2 separate regions of the Mus musculus genome follow, and region 1 is linked to region 2. The links are chromatin loops, found by intact Hi-C in ENCODE. Cell type or tissue: left cerebral cortex. All regions are shown on one strand. Each heading gives the region's core, and the rest is flanking DNA. Links, peaks and the distances in the headings are about the cores only.

Region 1 (12,524 bases), core at 5,776-8,275, 880 kb after region 2:
TCCTCATCTTCCTAATCTTTTCAAACAGTTCCACTCCTTAGGGACTAAGCATTCAAATATATGAGTATCTGTTGGGAACAAAATAAAAGGAGGGCCCTGGGGAGGCCCTGGGGAAGAAAGGGAAGGAAAAGGGGCCCACGTCTGGCCAGAGTTCCTGTGTTCTGGGCAGGCAGAGCTGCCAGGCGCTTCCCACTAGGCCCTGGTGAGCATCTAAGCCTCTGACTCACGCAGTGGGGAGTGGAAAAGGGGCAGTCCCCTGACTGGGAACCCCGGAGCTACCTTGCTAAAGCCTCGGGGTTGTAGGAGAGAGGGAATAGGGGAAGAAGTTCCCAACACTGACCAGAGTGTGCAGCGGAACTTGATGGAGCAGAGACTCTATGGTTTAAGAGCTTTATTATAAAAATGGAGAGAGAGAGATCAACTGGATACCAGCCTGCAATTCCCCACAAGCATCTGTGGACCATTATTATTCAAAGCACCACAAGGTCATAACATTCCAAATGGAAACAAATAAACCAATATCTCCTTACATGTAAATGTTTAAATAAATTGTGATCTATCCAATGAAATGTAATTCAATAATAAAAATAAAACAGTGAAACAAACACAAAGAAAGAATTATAATAATATTGAAAAATATTTTATTTTAATTATAGAACATTCTAGAAAATGAAGAACAATTTATGAAACCAGAATAATGGCTACCTAGGATGAGAAAAAGACTGAATAGGAAATAGAATAGGGAGCTTTCTGAGAACAGAGAAAAGCTTAACACCATAATTGTATTAGTAGACACACAACTTAGGCATTTGTCAAAGCTCAATACAGTTGAGTTTTAACCATCCCAGCATTTGGGGAGTGGTAACAAGAGGATCTGGAGTTCAAAAGCCAGCCTTGGTTACACAGTGAGTTTAAGGCCAACCTGAGCTACATAAAATTGTGTCTCAAAAAAATACCAGAACAACAACAAAAATAACTTCAAGAAAACATGTAGACAAATTTTCTTTGAAAATTAAAACTGGATAAAAATTTTCAGCTCAGGCTGGTAGAGAGTTGATCAGAGCTAGAGTGCATGTCTAACATGCACAACCCTGGGTAAGAACCTCAGCACTGAAAGGGTAAATGATTGATTAATGTCAAATGGAATAAAAATTATTACTAAATGTTTTAAAGGGTAGTAAAACAAAGAAAAATAATTATCATACATCTTCCTTTATCATAGAAGTTGATTATACTTCATATGGGAGGCTCTGCATTGCTAAAAATACTCTATGTAGACTCGTGTGGTATATAACTTTATGTTAGCTTCATAGCCACTGCAAAATTATACTTTTGAAGTTTTTGTTAGGATGTAACACTTCATACATGAAATTTTTGAATAAATAAGCATATTAGGATGGCTTTCTGGTAAATGTGATTGCCAGCAAGACTTGCAACTTATTAGATTCCCAGAAGTCACTTAAAGGTGGGAGGAAAGAACTGAGTCCACAAAGTGGTTACATAACTCCATTCAACAACAAACCAAAGTACAATTACACCAAGCTTCACCCTGGAGAACTAATTGAAGTTACTTATAGGAGCACGGACACCACAGAAGCTAATGTACTAGAAAATTTTGCCCAGGATAAATGATGGATTCCCCCTAGTCATATAGAATCTCATCAGTTAACCTTTCCTATCCTATAGAACCTCCAAAGATTCCAAGACCATGTGCAATTAGAGCAGAATTGTGTACAAGTGTCTGGAAAACATGGCTAATATTCCAGAGAGGATCCAATGGCTCTCCCTATACCCTCCTACTGTTAGGGAACATCAGTGGTCAACAGGTTCTTGATGGCAATAGTCTCTTGCAAGCTGGCACAGCTGAGCTAGTGAAAGTGGCAGCTGTTTGGCTCAAAGAATGGTACTCTTTAACAGAAGCCATTGTTTAATGGATGTCTAAGATTGTATGATGGGAAAATTATTCTTGGGAATACTAACATGCAAGAAGATGGCAAAATGAAGGTGGATTATTTTAGATAAGCAGTGACTATATAGCATGAGTAATAATGAAATTTTTGATTCATGGAGAAGAGAAATAAGATACAATAACTGTAAAACAATAGCAAATTTTTCTAAGATGCTTGTGCAGTTTAAGAGGAGAGGAGAGAGAGCCAGTCATTATAGTTTTGAGGAGCTAATTTAGAATGTTGAATATTTAAAGAGCAACTTGAGCTCAGGAAACTAGAAAATATGAAAATTTGTTTAAGTTCACTGGATGTTCAATACAATTTACTTGAATGAACAACTAAGTGAGAAAAACCATCAATGTGGCCTCTTTCTCCGTGTTGCCAAACACAGACTTATTTTTATTTCTGTTCTCTAGCTCACCTGGAAATAGGTTTGCATCTTTTTTGGACTAGCAGTAAAGACAGTTGGAAGTGGGTCTCCTGACAAAGGAGCCTGGGAAAATGCATTGCCTTTCTGATGTTGAAGTTCTGTGGTCTGTGAAGATTGCACAGCCAGAGGCTCAGGGTTTAATGCCCCATCTCCAGATATTCTCTTGTAGATTGTGGCACATAGGCTTCTCTGGATATGCTCTCCTTGGTTCTCAATATACCTAGTGACACTGCATTGAAAAAAAAAACAGATTTTTCCTTTCTTAGCAGATATCAGTTCCAAATAGTTTTCTTGCATAGGTATGAGATCTTGTATCTAGTATAACCCTTCCCCATCCCAGTGCTGGGATCCTCCCGGAGCTGGGTGCTGTCTGGATTGAACCTGTGCAGGCCTCTTGTGTGTTTCCACAATCTCTCAAAGTTCATATGTGTTTCAGTCCTATTATGCCTGGAAAAATACAAGGTTTATTTGGAGTCATCCATTACCTCTGGTTCTTACAATATTTCTGCCTCCTTTTCCACATAGATCCTTGAGACTTGAAAAGTGGGTTTTAATGAAGACATCCCATTTAGAACTGAGTGCTCCAAAGTCTCTCACTCTCTGCATGTTGTCCAGTTGTGGGTCTCTGTTAATTCCCATTTACTGCAAGGAGAAGCTTCTCTGATGAGGGGTGAGTGATGCAATGATCTGTAGGTATAGCAGTGTGTCATTTGGAGTCATTTTATTGCTATGTTCCTTTAGCAAAATAATAGTATTGTTTTTCCCCTAAGCCTGTCACCTAACTAGTCTCGGATTCTTAGCCATTTAACAGTATCAGGTATAAGTTAACATCTTGTGGAATGGACCTTAAATCTAAAAGTGGCTGGCTATTCCCATCTCCCATAACAAGGCATTTTCAAACCAAAAAGATTGCTTGCTTCTTTGCCTCATGTATGCCTCTTCATCTTTACTTATCATAAAATACATATAACTTTAAATTTATCATTTGAATTACTCTTTAGTAGTAGTTTGATTATTTCACTTAGGGAAATGTCTTCATCCATGTTGTAACATTTGTCATATATCACTTTTTATAGTCAAATAATATACTTTCATGTATATATATCATGTTTTGTTCAGATCTTCATTTACTGATGAACATTTGGCTCATCTTTCCACCTCCTGGTTATTATGAATAAGGCAGAAAAATAAGGGTATAAAATGGAGTGGAAATTTCTAGTCATGTCATGTGATGCATTCATGCAGTTTTGCTGAAGCAAGACCCGTGAGAGGACATGTGATGTTTGTAGAGAGTATAAGTAGGATTCAACAGTGACAGTGCAATTGCATAGCTAGATTTGTAATGCTTTATTGGTCTCGAGTATTTGCTCTCTTGAGAGAGGCATGGCAGAGAACTTTTTTATGACCCAGCTGATGCTGGTTACTCCCACTGCCAACTTGGTGGAGAACTGGTGGTTTCCACTGGATCAAGCCACCACTGATGATTCATGTTTGGTATCCTGACACTACTGGTCTGAACTGCTCATATCCTGACAATAGAGATTGCAATTGCCCCAAAGAACTACTTCTAAACAGGTCCACATCCCCTTGTCCTAATTACTATCTTTTCTCCTCTACCTTTGGACAGTGGGCTAGAAGGGAGGTCGAAGCATTTGAGAACCCTCATTAAAGCATGTTTTGAAAAATCTAAGCCTACAGTAAAAAGTGTCATTATGATCTGAACCCAAATCTTTTTAGTAAGTATATAAGTAGGATTGATGAATCTTATGATAATTGTACTTTTAATTTTTTGAGGGATCCCCATACTGTCATTTGTGGAGATTACACCTTTTCAGAACCCCAGAAGCAGTATATAAGGGTCCCAGCTTTTCCAGATTCTTAGCAACACTTGATATTTTCTATTTTTTTAATTTATTTTTTTATTAGGTATTTTCCTCGTTTACATTTTCAATGCTATCCCAAAAGTCCCCCATACCCACCCCCCCAATCCCCTACCCACCCACTCCCCCTTTTTGGCCCTGGGGTTCCCCTGTACTGGGGCATATAAAGTTTGCAAGTCCAATGGGCCTCTCTTTGCAGTGATGGCCGATTAGGCCATCTTTTGATACATATGCAGCTAGAGACAAGAGCTCCAGGGTACTGGTTAGTTCATATTGTTGTTCCACCTATAGGGTTGCAGTTCCCTTTAGCTCTTTGGGTAATTTCTCTAGCTCCTCCATTGGGGGCTGTGTGATCCATCCAATAGCTGACTGTGATCATCCACTTCTGAGTTTGCTAGGCCCTGGCATAGTCTCACAAGAGACAGCTATATCTGGGTCCTTTCAGCAAAATCTTGCTAGAGTATGCAATGGTGTCAGCGTTTAGAAGCTGATTATGGGATGGATCCCTGCATATGGCAATCACTAGATGATCCATCCTTTCGTCACAGCTCCAAATTTTGTCTCTGTAACTCCTTCCATGGGTGTTTTGTTCCCATTTCTAAGAAGGGGCAAAGTGTCCACACTTTGATCTTTGTTCTTCTTGAATTTCATGCGTTTAGCAAATTGTATCTTATATCTTGGGTATCCTAAGTTTCTGGGCTAATATCCACTTATCAGTGAGTACATATTGTGCGAGTTCCTTTGTGATTGGGTTACCTCACTCAGGATGATGCCCTCCAGGTCCATCCATTTGCCTAGGAATTTCATAAATTCATTCTTTTTAATAGCTGAGTAGTACTCCATTGTGTAAATGTACCACATTTTCTGTATCCATTCCTCTGTTGAGGGGCATCTGGGTTCTTTCAAGCGTCTGGCTATTATAAATAATATAAAATACCTTGGTGTGACTTTAACTAAGGATATTTTCTATTTTTTAAGGGTGCCATTCTGATGGATCACTTTCCATGGAAAGTGGAATCTCATAGTGATCCTGATTGGCTGATGGTGTTGAGCATCTTATTAGCCATTGTGCATGTCATTTATTATACATTTACTTTAAACTTTCTATGCTATTTATGTGTGGGTAGGGAGTATACATGTAGATCAGAAGACAACTTGCTAGAGTCAGTTCTCTCCTTCCATCATGTGGGTCCCAGGAATCTAACTTTGTCTGGTTGTCATACTTGGAGACAAGTGATTTTGCTCACTGCTCCATCTTGTCAGCCCCATACACACTTTATTGGTATAAACTTATTATACACAATGCTGAGTTTCATAAAGGGAATTTCAAATATATCTAATTTTATCCATATTCATTCCCCCTCTTTCCCCTTCCACTAGTTTCTTTCTTATGTAAATGAGAAAAGGCATGCAATATATGCTTTTCTGAGTTTGACTTATTTCACTCAATATGATTATCTCCAGCCACATCAGTTTTCCAGCAAATAACATAATTCCAATCTTCTTTGTGGCTGAATAAAATTTTATTGTATGTTCTTTAGAGAAATAGCTAATTAAACCATCTATCTATTTTAATTTGTTTTAAATTTATGTATTAATGTTTTGCCTCTGTGTAAATGCACGTGCATGCAGGACCAGAAGAGGGGATTGGATGCCCTGGGACTGGTGTTAGCAGATAGTTGTGAGCTGCCATATGGATATTGGGAAACTCAGATCTTCTAAAAGAGCAATGTGTCCTTTTCACCACATCTCCTTAACACTTCATCAGTCTATTTTTTTAAACATAAAACATGGTTGTTGTCCAGTTGTAAAAGTTATTTGTGTATAGCCGATAACAGATATATTATCAGATATATTAACTATAAATGCTTTCTGTCATTTCATTGATTGCCATTTTACTCTAATGATTGTTTTCTTTGGTATGTTGGTATGTTTTACTTTTGAAGTAGCCTCATTTATCTGATTGTTCTTTGGTCATGTGTATATTTTGATGCCATATTTTTAAAAGCTATTATATCTAATATAATGAAGCTCTTTTTTCCCATTTTTTCTATATGCTTTATAGTTCTGTCCCATAATTTAAGTCTTTGATTCATTTAAGTTAATTTATATGCATGGTATATAGTGAGACTCCAGCATGGTTCTTTGACTTATGTATATTCAGCTGTTCCCAGCATTATTTGTTTAAATAGCTCAGCTCTTGAAAGATGTTACAGCTACACATGATTGTCTGTGTTCAAGCCCAGAGTCCACAACATCCATAAAGTTTAGAGAGTCTGTGGAATTAAATTTGGGAGAGTATTTTTTTTCTTTTAACAACCTCTAACTGAAATTTAGCTTTGCCAATTAAGGGTGCAAACAGTAAAGGTAATAATCAGGACTTTGTCGTCAAGAGAAATCCCTAGTATCCTCAGTACTCGTGGCAGTAACTCTTTCCAAATATCCTTTACACTTGTCAGCACTTTGACAGTAATTAGAGCTGCTACTCCATTTTATTATTTGATAAGTTTTATGACAAAATCATGCTGTAAGAAAAATATTTTAGTAGTTGCAGTCCAATTAAAATTATTTCCTTTCAAAATGTACCTATTTTATTTCATGTATTCAAAAATGTTCTTGCTCTTTCCCCAGACAACCAAAGAGAAGATCTGGTGCCTACTCAGAGTGGGAGGAAACACAAATAAATAGATAGAATGCATTCAGTGATTTCTGTGCTGTGTACACTCGGGACCATGGAAACCCAAGAGACCACATCACTCCAAATTGATCGCCCATTGCTTAGAGGTTTCTATGTGGTGAGGATAGCACTATTGATTCATAATTCTTGCAGGCAGGCTCTGGCCCTGCTCATTTGTTTGCTCCTCTGTGCAGAATCATAAGATACAGTGAAAACAGCCCTGCCCCCTTTGGTAGCAGCAGATCAGCTCCCTTCCCCCTCTTCTGCTGATACCAGATATGTTCAGCTATAGGAGAAAAGATGCTGCATGAGCTCTCAGTAACTATGGAAATCCCAGGGTTTCCCTAGCAACAGCTCCAAATGGGTCTTGTTGCTAGGGAACACAGGGATTTCCCAGGCTACCAAAGAACAAAAGTGCTGTAGCTCTAACGCATAAATGTGAGCTCAACTATGAGTCTGAGCCCCGTAGGGACTGATGTCGACCCTTGATTCTGATGCTTTCAGAGTACCCAAGGCCAAGTGAAGTGAAAAGGGAAGGGGATACACAGTGGGCAAGGGAATCCAGAGTAGGTGCTGAGGAGTGCTATTTGTATGCAAACTATCAGAGAAGTCTAAATGTGCCCAACAGATACCTAGAAGTGGACGACTTTATTTTGGAAATGAACTCAGTTTTGTAGCATAGCATTTGACTGTTCATCACACAGTGCACACCTGTACAATTTCAAGAGAAGGGAGATGGCTGGAAGCCAGACTGGTTTCATGGTTGTGTAGTCTAGGTAGTCACACATGGAATCTGCACACTTAGTTTTAAGACTCAGCTATTACTGACTTAAAGGGCTTAATAACTTTGTTCTAGTTGTTTGTGTGTGTGAAAGGCATACAATTCCATGTGTGTATCTCTGTGTGCAGAGGCCAGAGATCACTATCAAGTGTCTTTATCACTTTTGAGTCAGGATCTCTTATTGAACCTAGAGCTCACCAATTAGCTGTGTTAACTGCCCATTGAGCTCTCAGGATCTGTCTCTATTTCCCCCCATCCGGGGCTGCAGTTGTAGGTAACACACTGCCATACCCTGATTTTACATGGGTTCTGAGGTCTAAACTCAGAAACTCAGAACCTCATGGTTGTGCAGCAAGCATTTTACCCACTGAACCATCTCCCCAACACCTTAACGTTTTTCAAGGAAAAAAAAAGGAAAAGGTAATACTAAACACATTTTTAAAGCCATATGGAAGCCCACTACAGTAGTGGCTTTCTAGAAATGGGGGACATGATTATTTTACAGTGAGTCCCACAAATTATGTATAACTCCTAGAACTGCCATTTTACAAAGGAGAAAACTGAACTATAGGGGAACAGGTATGATGAGCTTAAGTTCACATGCCAGCTCCCTTGCAGGGCCAATAGATTGTCCTTAACTATCTTTGGGCATCAGTAGACAATTTGATTCAAAGAGGCATCAGTATGAGGAGACTCTCTTGGGATGTCCACAGCAGAAAACTGGGGGTTATAGAAAGCACGATTCTGTCACCTGTTCTGGGATTCAACTCAGAAGTAGAAGAAACAAGATTTTGGAGAGCTTCCTGTCTCACATAAAAATGGACAAAGACAATGCCTACTCTGTCTCTATCTTGAACCCCTTGGCTCCTCCCACGTCTCAGAAACAGTTTGCTTCCTCTTGCCTTAGATTTTGTCTAAAGTAGCTAGTTTCCATCTCTGTTCCTGATCCTTAATCATTAATTTTAGGGCCATTAAAGCTTCATATAACACTCTACACACATTCAGTGAGGTCATGTCAGACCCTAAGGTAATATTTATAAGGACTGAATTTTTCTCTCTCCTAAATCCATATCCTGAAGTCCTAATACCCAGTACTACAGAATGTAATTGTCCTTAGTGAAAGACCTTCTAATGAAGCAACCAAAGTAGAATAAGGTTTGTATGGTAGATCCTAATGCATTGTGACTTGTTTCCTTAGGAGATAGAAACACAGATGATACAGATGATACAGATACAGATAGATACAGATACAGATACAGATACAGATACAGATACAGATACAGATACAGATACAGATAGATACAGATACAGATACAGATACAGATACAGATACAGATACAGATACAGATACAGATACAGATACAGATACAGATACAGATACAGATACAGACAGAATGAATTAAGCTAAGTGCATAGTAAAGAGAAAGGGCTCGGGATAAAGCAACTCTGTGCACACTTTGATATTGGACTTCTGGCCTCTAAAACTATGAGTCAATAGATATCTGTGCCTTGAACCACAGCTGTTTAAATGACCCAGTCTGCCTTATTTTGGAGGACCACTATAAAAACCTTCCCTCACTTTGCTCCTAGGAAGTAAAATTTATGGCTGTTTCAGAGGGACCTGAAGCTCTGAGGGGTAAAATATATACAGGCTCTATGGCAGCCACAGCAAGTCTGGAATTTGGTGTAGCCTCACTTCAAGTATATGGGTACAACTTGCCTAGCCTTGTTGAGACTATACCCCTAGATCACCCAATATGGAAAATCTGCAGTCATTATCAAGATACATCCGTCTCTTGTTTCATTGTGGGCTTGGGGCCTTCCCTGAGGCCTATAACTCCCACATTTCCCCTGTGGCTACAATTTCTGAAAGTTTCTTTTTGCTTTACACCCCTATCCCAAGCTGAGATGACTGTCCAACCTAGATACAATGATGCTCCCAAACATTGATGCACACATGTCTGTATCAGAAACAGTCCACTTTCTAGCATTTCTTCTTAATAGCTAAGCCAATTGCCATATGCATGAGTCTGTTTCCAGGGTAGTTGTTTGTCCAACAGTCTGTTTACTTGTTCCTGGGTCTATATACATGCTTATTTCCCTGTAAATTTCAAACATTCACAAGTTTCTCCCATCCATTTTTTTCTATTCCCATCTTGAATATCATCTTGTCTGGACACTAGCTGCTATCCTATATCCTTTCACCATTTTACAAATTCTCAAAAAATGTTTCTATATAGATATAGGTATAGATACACACACACACACACACACACACACACACACACATATATATATATATATATACATATATATATATATATGTATATATTCTCTATGCTACTAAATCTAAAGACAATAATATTACAGCCCTCCCAGAGTGTTCTCTTGGCCCTGTGGCCTTGCAGTTAGATTTCCTTCAGTCACTTTGCCTATCTTTAGCCTCCTATCTTTGCTCTTCCTCTTTCTATTTCTTAAACACTGAGGGTCTGGGATGTTTGGCCTATGATACTTCTCTTAGAATTCTCACCACACAGCTTCCCTAGGAGAACTTCCTGAACGTACATTTCACTCATTACATATACATATACAATGTCACCAGTCATCACTTCCTTTCCTCCTTTACATGTAGCTACATTCCCAGAATCTTACTATTGGGATTCCCTTGGGTTATCATGTGGCCACTTACCATCAAATGTGATGGGGACAAGTGGTCGGATGACACTTTCAGGTCTGGCCACATATTATCCTTAATGTGCTTTCCTCTCATTTATTTTCCAGGTACAAAAATGGAAGATCTGTGAATATCTATGGGCCACTGGAGCTACAAACAAGAGAAAGCTGGGTCCCTAAAAGCGTTCATGGAGAAAATGTCAACCTTTATCCCAACTCTCCTCCATCAGCTTAGAGACACAGCACAGCTAGAAAATAATCCTTGATTGAATAAGTTCACTGAGATGCAGAAATTATTTGATGCAGCAATGAGCCTAGTCTAGCTAATATACTGTGTAACTAGTTACAAGAAATTACACTATCTAGTTACAGGCTCATACTTCTAAATATAGATCAAATAATTGACAAAGATACCCAAAAGGACAGGCTATATAATTGTAGGAACTGGGATCCAGAAGGGGGTGATAGAGGTGGAGTCATGAACCTGGAAAACAGACTCCAGACTCCAGCATGGAGATGCAAATTTACTGTATGGTACAGTAGCAAATGTGGTTTTTTTTTAATACAGCCTTTGGCTCAATGGGGAATCTACACAAGCTCTGGAGTAATTAACCATCCCACCGTCACTATGGGGAGGTGTCAGGCTGCCAGCACCTGAGGGGACTTGCATAAAGATGGAGGAAGGAGCCACCACCCTGTTCCCAGTCCATTCTGAGGTTCCACTAGTTTGCTAGGATCCTCTATTTTGTGTCACACAGTATGCCAGTGGACATGGGCACTCATATTATCAGAGCAGTATGGAAGAGCCCCAAACCATCTACCAAGGTCTGCAGCACCCACCATACAAACATTTAAGTAGATTAGGAAGTTACAGATTTTATGTATTCATTTAATCATCCAACAAATACATATCAAGTACTCACAGTATAGCAGATACTGTGTTAAGCGCCAAAGCTAAAGTAACAAGCATGGGTAAATAGAGGCCTTAAGCTCACAGTTTTCCGTAACTAAATGACAGGATCCACATGCCTTTATATCTTATCATCGCTACTAGAACTTCTGCAGCACTTGCTCTTTCACTTAAACATACCATCCCCACTTTGTCAAGAGCTTAAACTAGATCTAAAAGCACAGTACCCTTCTGTTAAGAATATTTTTCATACTTATCCTGGAATTATATTCTGGAACATTTATCATTTTAATTACTTCTAACTATATAATTCATTGACACTAAATGTATTCACGATATACTGGTAACCATTACCAGTATATTTACCCAAAACTTTATCATTTCCAACAAAAACTCACTACATGTTAAATATTAATTCACTTCCCTTTCCTCTAGTCTGTGGTAATCTCTTATTTACTATCTGTATGCACTTGCCTGTAGTATGTACCATATATAAGTGTAATAATATATTTGTCATCAGTATCTTGATTTACTCAATAAGCATAGGGTTTTCACTATCCAGACAAGAAGAATTGGTCCACAATATATGAAGATATGATCACAATATATATTACATATAGAGAAATTTACATATATAGAGAAAATTTTCAGTCATAAAGAACAAGGCTATGTCATTAGCAGCAAGTGTTTAAAACACTAAGCCATTATCACTACAGTCCCAGATGTATATAATTTTTTTAAAGGAAATAGCAGGAAAAATATAAAAGAACAAATGTTCCCAATAGGAAGTATGAAATCTAGCACACGTATAATATATATATGCCAATAAAATTACTTTTACAATGTATTTTGTCCCATTTATGGATGAACAATACTCCGTTGTATGGATAAATTATATGTCATTCATTCATCTATCAACAAATGCTTGAATTGCTTGTAGCTTTAGTGTGAGTAATGTGCTAGCAACATGTATGTACAAATCTCTTTGAAAACTTGCTTTTGATTATTTTGGTTATATACTTGGAAGTGTACCTGTATGTATATGCAACAGCATGTCATTCTATATTTCCACAAGCATAATAACAGTTATTTCCCCTTTTTTTAGATTTATTTATTTATTATATGTAAGCACACTGTAGCTGTCTTCAGATGCTCCAGAAGAGGGCGTCAGATCTCATTACAGATGGCTGTGAGCCACCATGTGGTTGCTGGTACTTGAACTCG
Region 2 (2,500 bases), core at 1-2,500:
CTCAAGTCTTGGGCTTAAGGTGGTAAACAGTAGGGAGTTAGCACTGGTGATGGGTCACTGCTTTGTATGTACTTGGCTTCTCTGTTGTGCTATTATGCTGGAAAGAAGACTGTAAGCCCTTCAGCTTAAGAGAGGCCCAGCCAACAGGGAGAGAAGCCCCTGTATCTAAAGCCCTGGACAGCTGCTTGCCATAATGCTTGTTGCTAAGGCTGCACTGAATTAATGTTTTTACAAACCCTGGAACCTGCACAAGACATTATTCTTGCATGCTTAGAAGAACACTAGTGCCAGAAACAGGTGGCTGGTTATATTGAAAATGCTTACCTTCCTATCAGCAAGAAAGTGGTAGTTTCTCTATGGAGTCTGGTTTACCTTCAGCCAAGCCCTGGAGCTGCTTGCTTGCTTTGACAAAGCAGGGCTCTCTAGGTTTAAAAACACAGACTTTAATGCTCAGCTTCCCTTTTCCCAGACATCCTTGTATTTCATCTTCCACAACATTTTTCTGTGCATTAAACATCTATGTTCCCTTAATCTTGAGTGTGAGGTGTGTGTGTGTGTGTGTGTGTGTGTGTGTGTGCACACGTGTGCGTGTGCACGCGTGTGTGTTTGTGTCTTGTTTTTGTGAGTCTGTTTGGGACATGGCACAGACATCCGGTGAGCCTTTGGACGTCAGCCTAGTCAGACAGTGTCTATTTCTGACCAAGCCCCATCCACCCCCTTTCCTCTGTTCTCTCAGCAAGATCGTGACTCTCTGCTGCTTGTTGCTGGCCGCCACCCCCGCCTCTTTCTGTAACTGGCTGTAGTGAAAGAGCTGAAATACATTTTCCATTGTGTGCTATGTTTATTCAGTACAACATGATGTTCTCTGCTCTTAGTTTACAAATGTTTAAATTGGAATGGTTTTATTTTCTTCTGAAAATATCCACCGAAGATAATTTGCCCCACTTGTGCATGACCATCAATTTTCTTTTGTATTGGTGACCTATAGAAAACAAAAGCCCCTGCTGTCCCTCACTTTTTCTTCCCTTTCTGTCTGACCCTTGTTGGTCACAGCTTCTCTTACAGACTGCCACTCCCATCCTGGATCAGGCAGACTTAATCAGCAGCATTAATCGATCTGTTTCATAGCTTGAAGCTGAAAGATGGGACACTTGTCACATCCTTTTTTGGAGGGAGATCAATGTAGAGGGATCTCCCCACTGTTTTGTCCAATAACAAGGAAGTCCTCAGGGCACAGAAAAGGAACCCAACCACCAGAGGGCGAACTGACATCAGGAAAATGGGACGGGTTATTGTGTTTTACAGCCCCTTTATAGCACACACACATACAGATGCCCCCTTTACAGCACACACACAGAGACACAAACAGACACACATACACACCACACATAGGCCCATAACACACACCAACCAGGCCTACTTCAGCAGTTAGGTGACACCTTTAGGGCTTCACATGGCTGTTGGTGAAGTCTCTTTTCCAGGACCTCTACAACTTCTACTCCACTTGTCCTAGCCTAAGCTAATATCAGGTCTCTGCTGGATAGCTTCAGTCACGACTAAAGAGATGTGTGGCTTCCGACCTTGTCCTTCATAGTCCATTATTTATAAGAAAATTATATTCTGTCACTTTACTTAAAATATCCCAGTGGGTTTCTATTATTCTGATGATAAAACTCAAACTCATGGCTCCAGTTCCATCATCCTAAAAGATATGGCCCTGCTAGGATCTCTGACCCTGCTGAATCCTTTTAACAACCTTCTTATTTCCACCCCAGGCTTCTAGTCTCCTTTTGATTTCTCACATACACTAAGTGTCCTTCTCCTCTATAGCCTCACACTTGATCTGACTCTGTCTCTCAGTGTGTGTGTGTGTGTGTGTGTGTGTGTGTGTGTGTCCCAGAGATCTTGTCAAGACTGGCTCTTTTGTCTTTAGATCTCCTTTGGAGATCAACTCTGAAAAGATTCCATGCTACTCTGTATTGCCACCTTATTTGACTTTCCTTTTAAGTACTTAGCACAATCTTCATATCAGCAACCCAAGATAGGTATTTTGTTGTTTTCCTACTACATCTGCAGCATCTATAGCAGCCATTGGAATGTTAGTGTTCTCTAAATGGAAATGCTAGTAGTCTTAAGGCAGTGCCTTCTTTTGCTCTCTCCATTGAGTTAGACCCTACACCCTCAGCCTCATTTCCCTGCCTGTTCTTAGTCCTGGGTATACTTATCCAAACATAACTCATGGACATTCCATTACCTATCCCAGAACTGTTTTATAAGAAATTCAGCTTCTTATTTCTTTTTTTTAAATATTTTTTAATTACATATTTTCCTCAATTACATTTCCAATGCTATCCCAAAAGTCCCCCATACCACCCCCCCCACTTCCCTACCCACCCATTCCCACTTTTTGGCACTGGCGTTTCCCTGTACTGGGGCATATAAAATTTGCGTGTCCAATGGGCCTCTCTTTCCAGTGATGGCCGACTAGGCCATCTTTTGA

Evidence for each region. Hi-C counts contacts between places; a loop is a spot of excess contacts. Peaks named below come from ENCODE experiments on the same cell type or tissue, not always from the same donor. Only the 100,000 strongest peaks of a DNase experiment are listed, where the experiment ranks them.
Region 1: it touches region 2 in a loop (12-fold over the local background); 2 of 42 quality-filtered maps call a loop at or near these places.

Annotation. Positions count from the first base shown.
Region 1 is chrX:72,888,591-72,901,114 of GRCm38, forward strand. No RefSeq gene overlaps it. Among named protein-coding and RNA genes, the nearest start is that of Gm52416, 16 kb to the left of the region's middle. In left cerebral cortex, for the core only: no CTCF peak of the experiment used is centred there; a DNase peak (open chromatin) is centred at 7,284.
Region 2 is chrX:72,011,716-72,014,215 of GRCm38, forward strand. No RefSeq gene overlaps it. Among named protein-coding and RNA genes, the nearest start is that of Cnga2, 21 kb to the left of the region's middle. In left cerebral cortex, for the core only: a CTCF peak has its summit at 1,247 (motif pointing right); DNase peaks (open chromatin) are centred at 170, 722 and 1,223.